Regions from separate parts of the Homo sapiens genome. Here region 1 is linked to region 2. The links are chromatin loops, found by intact Hi-C in ENCODE. Cell type or tissue: ovary. All regions are shown on one strand.

Evidence for each region. Hi-C counts contacts between places; a loop is a spot of excess contacts. Peaks named below come from ENCODE experiments on the same cell type or tissue, not always from the same donor. Only the 100,000 strongest peaks of a DNase experiment are listed, where the experiment ranks them.
Region 1: a loop joins it to region 2, with 3 times the contacts of the local background. A loop is called at or near these places in 1 of 110 quality-filtered maps.

Annotation. Positions count from the first base shown.
Region 1 is chr5:74,286,538-74,290,537 of GRCh38, reverse strand. No RefSeq gene overlaps it. Among named protein-coding and RNA genes, the nearest start is that of LINC01335, 20 kb to the left of the region's middle. In ovary, no CTCF peak of the experiment used is centred here; a DNase peak (open chromatin) is centred at 1,530; H3K27ac peaks cover 398 bases.
Region 2 is chr5:74,038,423-74,042,422 of GRCh38, reverse strand. The region is part of intron 2 of LINC02122 (long intergenic non-protein coding RNA 2122); the gene reads left to right. It overlaps LOC105379035 (a long non-coding RNA gene), which reads right to left and starts at 2,372. Exons shown (of 3, transcript XR_948476.3): 1 at 2,046-2,372; 2 at 262-347. In ovary, no CTCF peak of the experiment used is centred here; a DNase peak (open chromatin) is centred at 2,247; H3K27ac peaks cover 510 bases.

The DNA of each region.
Region 1 (4,000 bases), 250 kb before region 2:
ATTTGTCTGTTTTGTTCACTGCTATATTCCATTATCTAGAACAAGACCTTGCCCAGAGTATAGACTCCATAATTATTTTGGAAAGAATAAGTTAATATTTAATATTCTGTTCATCTTAGACGATCAATGGCCAGAAAGAGGCCACTGTATGAAGATTGGCGGCCTGTGGTCAGTGTCACATGACTAGTAACAGCATTTGTGTGGTGAGAAGAGGCAGGGGAATAATGAGTTGAAACATTTTTAAATCTCCTCTTACGGGAGAAAATTCTGGAGAATCAGGATCTTTAAGGAGGATGCTAGAAATAGAATATGGTAGAGCCAATTAGTACCTTGGGAGATGGTTCTGAGACTTTGCATCACCAGGGATCTCTTTTTAAAATCTCTCCCATATATTTTGTCAGATCTTTCTATTAAAACCCTAAACTTTTTCAGTAGTTCATTGATAATTTTCACTTTTGTTAGGTAAAGTCATATGCAGCTGCCAATTAGAATGCCAGACAGATTGAAGTAAAATAATCAGAATATCATGAGACTATGAGATAATTTCTTCCAAAAGCAAGGGCAGAGCTGGTGCAGCCTCAGCTCCAATAATTAGGTGCTCCCCACTGGACTCTCCAAGATTTTAAAAATAGCTCAAGGGCCCCCTTGAGCTATTTAGCTCAACGGAAATGCTGTGACTTGCCCAAGATGACATAGCAATTTATTGGCAACATTAGGCCAGAATCCTGGTCCTGTGACTCCCATGTTAGTGCTCTGGTGTATTAAAGGTATAATTTCCCATGGAGCCTACTCATATGGTAGCTCTGTTTGAGTTATGTACTTAGAGGCCAAGGCAACAATAGCTCTTATGTTGATTAAAGATATACTATATCTGTGCCAGATGATTTTCCTAAATTTGATCCAATTCTCAGAATAACCTTTATAATAGGTGTCACTACCCTCATTTTACTACAGAAGAGTCACAGAGGCCGAGTGATGTGTTCAAGGGTTCACAGCTAGAAAGTAGCAGAGTCAGAACCTGAACCTGGGTTTTTCTGCTTTGAAGCCCGTATGTTCTTCCTTACACCTTGCTGTCAACATACCCAGAGCCAGGTTCCTGTCCATGATTCATCTGTTAAGAGGTTATGCCCTGGAGCTATGATAATTTTCGATTATTTGGATAATGGAACCCTTCTCCCAAGTTGGTAGCTTCCCCAGAACACTGACTTTGTAATTCACTGCTTTCTGCACCACTGGGAGAAAAGAAGACAGTTCGTAGGAAAAATGTTGAGGAAGGTGGGTGGAGGAGCCTTCAGAGAAGGATGATCTCTCAAACTTAGGTTATTTCTATCATCACCCAAATCCTTACAATATTCCACAGCTTTTCTATCTCCTTCTATAGTTCATCCTCATCCTGTATACACATAGTGTATTATTTGTGTCACCATGACCTGGAAATCTTTCTGTCTGGGAATCACATTTCCTGGCTATTTTTAAAGATTACAGAATTTTCTCTCTCCTATGAGCTGCCTCTGTGAGCATTGGCAGATGGGGAGCATCTTGAGCCGTGGTCACAAATGTTTAGAAGCTCTAAAGGTCATGTCTATTGCCTAATGAATATTTGGTTTCTGATAATGGACTTGTGACAAACACCTATCATTTGAATACTAATTACAGTGATTTATATTGAATTCTCATTGGCTGTCTTATGAGATGATGTTCCGGAAAGTCCCTGGTGGGTGAAAGACATGGAATCATGTCTGGCATTGAGATGTTAAAAGGAAAACAGTACACTTTGTTCTTTTGGCGAGCTCCCATTTAACTGACAAATCTGTTGAGCTGGAGAAGCTTTGTTTAAGTAAGAAATAAGGAATGATTTAATTCATGTAACAGTCTAAATATGATATTTCCAAGACAGGCTGGGGGATGTCTGACCTCTTTTCTCTAAAGAAGAAAGTGTAGTCTGGTGGGAAAAGCATGAACTTTACAAACAGAGAGACCTGGATTTTTAATTCCAGGGTCACTGTTCATTATTATTATTGCTGTTGTAAGTTATAATAATAACAATAGTAATATGTCTGTCTTAGCTGATTTTCCTAAATTTGATCTGATTCTCAGAATAATCTTTATAATAGGTATCATTACCCTCATTTTACTAAAGAAGAGACACGGAGAGTTTACATTGCACATATAGGTAGTATACTAAATGCTTGCCTGAATTATCTTAATTATTACAACAATCCTATGACTTATTATCAAATAGTATTAGTCATCTCTATTTTACAAGTGAGGGGACTGAGGCTTAGTGTATCGGTCAGGGTACTGGGAGGAAATAATTGAATTCAGATGATTCCAATAAGGAAACTTTAAAGAGATGACTCCTTGTAGAGGTGGGGCAGGGATAAGGGAACCAGCAATGGATGTTGAGGCACCCAGAGACTGCAGCCTTGGCACACTGTTACCACCCCTAGTGCTGGAGGGACAACCGAAGGGAAGAGTGAGTGGTGGCATGTTGCGGGGGGTCAGGGGGCTGCCTGGTGGGAGCTGACATACAGGGATGCTGCAACAGCCGGAAACGTGTACCAAGTCAGGGAGAAGCGCAGAAGAAATGCCTCAACCTTTGTCTCCTCCTCCCTCTGATCTATCTGTGCTTCTTGTTGACTAAACCCAATGGGAAGCCAGAGGGCAAGAGAGAGTGATGATGCTTTGCAGATCAATCCCAGGGCATAGGCAGATTAGAGGATCAATGCGTTCAGAGTGTCTTTATCCTGAAGAAACAGGATGGACCCCATTTGGTTTGGATATTGAAACTGATGATGCCACACATATGCCAAGAGGGTATGAAAGGCTTAACTCACATAACGAGGCTTTCTGGGAAGAGCATGGCAGCCCCTAAGCAGGTTCAATAATAGCTTAAGAGAGCAAGGAAAGGAGACTAATATGGCAGGGTGAGGGTTCTCATACATGGTTTAAAATTCCAGCCCATACCAAAGAGAAAGTACCCAGGCTTTCTAATCAGCTTGTCAAGATGGGGGCTGGGGGTGGAAGAAGAGGGAGGAGTGAGTCTTACAGGCTGTCAGCAGTCAAACATCAAAACTGGTGTTAGATCCATTCTAACAAGGTGGCAGATGGAGATTAAGCAGCAGAGAGAGATTCGATGGAGATTAAGCAGCAGAGAGATTCATTAATTAATGATTAATAACTTTATCATTAAGTGATTAATAGTTAATCATTTGGTTTTCAACCCAAGTCAGTCTTTGGCCAAAACTTGTGCTTTTAACTATCACAGTAACTGACTTTGTGACCTTGAGCAAATTACTTAATCTCTCTGAGCCTTGACTTTCTCATCTACAAAATGGAGATAGTATCTGCATGCCTGACACACAGCTGGTGTTCCGTTTATGGCAGTTACGATTGTTACCCTTTTGCTTCTGCTGCAGTTGTTACTGTTCTGGAAAGCCTGGTGTTCTAGTGTCTCTGAGAAAAGTCTGGCACAGATTTGACTCCTATTTCTCTAAGCAGCATACCCTGTGACACCAAGCTATTACCTTTTTCTTAAGACCAGGTTGAGAGACTCATCTTACCAAGTCAATCAACAGACAAGTTTAACATCTGTCTCCCTGGCATATGTCAGAAAAGAAGGCTGCACAGCCTTCAATCATTCAGATGCCACCATGATGTAATGGAGTTGCTGAGAAGTGAAAGGGGCCTCTCTTACTTCATCCTTGGCTATTAACTCTGGAAGATTGTCTTTCTAAGATGCCAGGAAAAGAAGGATGTGAGATGGGCAGATTTGTTGTCCAGTGTTCCTTTAATGTCATGTGGTTCTAGAATCTTCCATTTATTTAACACTACTCCAGTTCATCTACCTCATGGACTAGGAGGTGCTTTGCACGTAGTATCTCCTTGATCAATCTTTGCTGAATTAAAGACTGATTTTTTGAACCAATGGCATGCCAACTAAGCTACTGATGGCTTATGTGTTTTTTTTTTAAATGCACCTAACAAAATAAATTATAGT
Region 2 (4,000 bases):
ACTAAGTATAGAGTATTCTGTATCAGTAAATAGTGCCTAATAGGGAAAAATGGTAGCAACCAAAATTTATCATATGACTAAAAGCCATAGGATATTTTGGAAATTAGCAGGCAAGGAGAGAGGAACTATAGCATTTTTAATACCTACTTCACTCCTGGCACTTTATATGTATTACATTTTATACACACTATAGTAGAAGTAAGTATTAAAACCTCATTTTACTATTGAAGGAACTGAAGGTCAGAGGATTGAGTAACTTACCCATGGTCCCACAGCTAAGAAGCAACAGAGTCAGAGTCCTGACTCAGGGCTGACACCCAGGCCTGCAGATTTTCCTGTACATCCCTCTGTCAGATTAGTGTCAAGTCAAATAAGGTGACATGCAAGACAGAGAATAATTCAGTCAATCATGAAACAAACCAAAATGAGAGTCAACTTCCTCAAAGCAAAGTCATTTTTTAAATTCACTTACAGATGTGTGCTTGATTAGTCTGATTAAATATATATACTCTCTATATCTTTTTGCCTCTACAAGCATCAATCTAGCTGTTCCTTAATTCTGTTACACGTATTGAAGTTTCTACTGAAACAAGGAAGAGGTTTGTCCAATTCTTTCCCTAAGACATGACTGCTGGATAAAGTTTATTTTTGCTCTGCCCTTCCTCGTAGCTGGCTCTTTGCCTGTTGATTTAAAATGAATTTTCAGGGGCTCATAGAACAAGAAGAATTTTAACTCTTAAAAATTAACCACAAAGACAGGAACAGATCTTTTTAAAATACCTTGTTTAATATTGGTACACTGTGAGGGGTTAACAAATGAGAAGTAGGGTCCTATTAGTCTCTTATCATACTAAGAAACCATCTTGCCATACTTAGCTTGGTAGTCATTGCAGATAGAATGTGCCATCTGTGAATGGAATAAGCACAAACCATTTGAACTACAGGGTACTCCAAAAGCCTTTTTTGAGTTCACTTACATGTTGTATTTTTTATTTGTTCAATCTTGCATTCACTCAGCTCATAATACACCTGCTCAGCTGTAACTGAGATGGAGATATCTCACCAATAAAGGCAAGACAGGAATTCAGAGCACTGGGTTTAAATGTAAAATCAAAAAGTAGTGGGGCCCACATGCGTGAATGAGCCAGAGGAGAGGTGGCACCTGGCCAGCTGGACTCCCAGTGCAACTGCCTCAGTGGGGAAGCAGCGTGTGCGTGACAGAGTATACCACGTGCCAGATGCTATGCAAGTCTTCACCTGTGTCATCTCATTGAGTGTCCCCTTCACAGCAACCCTTTGAGGGAGGACTTCATAAGCCATGTGTTCCAGATGAGGAAACTAAAGCTAAGAGAAGGTAACTAAACTGATTAAACTGAGGGGTTACACAGCTAGCAAGTTGACTTGGCTATAAGTCAAAATCAGTCCTGAATAACTCCAAAAACCACATTCCTCCTACTTCACCATGAGACCTTCCACTGATACAACCCTCAGGGGCTCGTCAGAGGAATAAGCAACTAAGAATTATTCATCAAAACTTCCTAGAAGAATCCCTGCTTATAGTGTGTTAAATTGTATTTCATTAGCAGAGCTGCATCTCATTCCTGGCCTCCCTGCTTCTATGCCCACACATCATTGTGTTTACTCTCTTACTAAGACCCGATTTCCCATACAATAATATTCTAGGGCTTACCCTGCATAGGGGAGGAAAGACATTGAGGGGACTTGAGACTCACTGAAAGAACTAGGTTTTGTAGGAGATCAAGAAGGGGCAAGTCAAAGTAATAGAAGAAAAATTAACCTGAGAAAGGGGGAGGGAACTTTTTCTTCTGAGATATGAAGGAAACATGAGAAAACAAATTTAAAGCCAGACTCTGGGAGGTAGAGTGTTCTTAGAAAGGAATCTCATATAAGAGATATTATGTATGAAAAAACCTTTCAAAAAGATGCTACACAGACATAGGATCTTTGGGCATCTGCCAAGAGTCATAAAAGAAAATCCGGCTCAAGAGATGAAAGTAATATTCTGTAATAATGAGAATACTCACCATGCTGGGCTCCTGTGCTGTGGAAACACTCATTCCAAAGTAATGTTCATGTGTGGGACACTGAGATACACCACCCAGACCTCCCTGAAATAAGAGCTTGTTGTCCCAGCTGCTGGAAGTCTGTCAACAGACAGCCTTCAGCTGCCATCCCTTCAGGCAAGCTGCCTTGCTCATGATCAAGCCCCTCCTGGGCAGCCCATATCTAGTGACTAATAGCTTTGGAGTAAGAAGACCTTGCCATCTGGCTCAACTCTAGCAAGACCATTCTAGCTCAAGAGCTCTCATGAGCTCAGCCAGGCCGTCACTGGGCCTGCACCACATTTCAACTTCTTCCTCTACCCAGTTCTGCCTTAGTCTCTTCCTGTGGAATGCATAGATCCCAAGGACCCTCCTTATAAATATCCTGCACACTAGATTCTATCTCAGAGCCTGCTTCTGCAGCAGCCCAACCTGCAGTAGTACTTTTTATGAGCAAGGGGCCAAGAGCAAAACAGAAAACTGGTATCCCCCTAAGTCCATTCAGACTATCATAAGACAGCACAAAATTGCTCCTTCTCGGGCTTGGGTAACTGTTTAAGCAGGTCTCTGCTAGCTGAGTTATTACCAAATCAGCCTGTCATACTGCAATATTCTTCTTTGCAAAGAACTCACATGATTTATTCTTATTTGTAAAACTTTGTGAGATTAGGCTGTTTCGTCTTTACACATATTCACTTAACAAGATTTAGTAAACACCTACCCAGGCACTGCACTAAGAACTGAGGGAGTGGAAATGAAAAAAAGTCCCAGCCATTACCAGGCTCCCAGATGAGTAGAGGGCACAAACTCCAAAACACATGAGACATACAGTGGAAGCCTGAACACAATCTTTTGTGAGTCCACATGATGGCATAATTTGGAGTTTCAGGATGGCAGAAGAGGAGGCCAGAATACACAAGCTATTGCCTTCATTGCAGGCATTTGACCATAGTAATGAGCAATACAGACTCTGGAGTGAGACTATGTGAGTTTGACTCCTGCCTTCATCATCTTCTAGTTCTCCCTAGGTAAGCTATGACATAGCCTCCCTGGGTCTCGATTTGCTCCTCTATGAGGTAGCACTCATATTAATGTAAACCAAAAGTACCTGAGACAGGTCTGAATCAGTTTAGAAAGTTGATTTTTGCCAAGGTTAAGGACACACTCATGACACATCCTCAGGAGATCCTGACATGTGCCCAAGGTGGTGGGGTACAGCTCAGCTTTATACATTTTAAGGAGATATGAGACATCAATCCATACATGTAAGATGTACATTGGTTCAGTCCAGAAAGGCAGCATGACTTGAAGTGGGAGCTTCCAGGTCATAGGTAGATTAGATTTTCCAATTGGCAATTGGTTGAAAGAGTTATTATCAATAGAAAGGAATGTCTGGGTACAATAAGAGGTCATAGAGACCAGGGTTTTGTCATACAGATGAAGCCTCCAGGTAGCAGACTTCAGAGAGAATAAATTGTAAATGTTTCTTATCAAACTTAGAGTCCGTTCTACCAGTAATTCCAAAAGGGAGGAGGGTATAATGAGGCATGTCCAGCTCCCCCTTCCCATCATAGCCTGAACTTGTTCTTCAGGTTAATTTTGGAATGTCCTTGGCCAGGAGGAAGGGTTCATTCAGATGGTTGAGGGGCCTTAGAATTTTAATTTTGGTTTACATTAGTCAGCTTGGGCTACCACAACAATATACCATAGACTGAGTGCCTTAAACAGTGAATAATTATATCTCACTGTTCTGGAGACTGGGAAGTCCAAAATCAAGGTGATAGCCAACTTGGTTCCCCGGTGAGAAATTCTTCTGACTTTCAGAAATTCTTCTGCCTTTTCCCTGTGTCCTCACATGGCAGTGACAGGAGAGGGAAGCAAGTTGTCTGGAGCCGCTTCTTAGGGGGGCCCTAATCCCATTATGAGGACCCCACCCT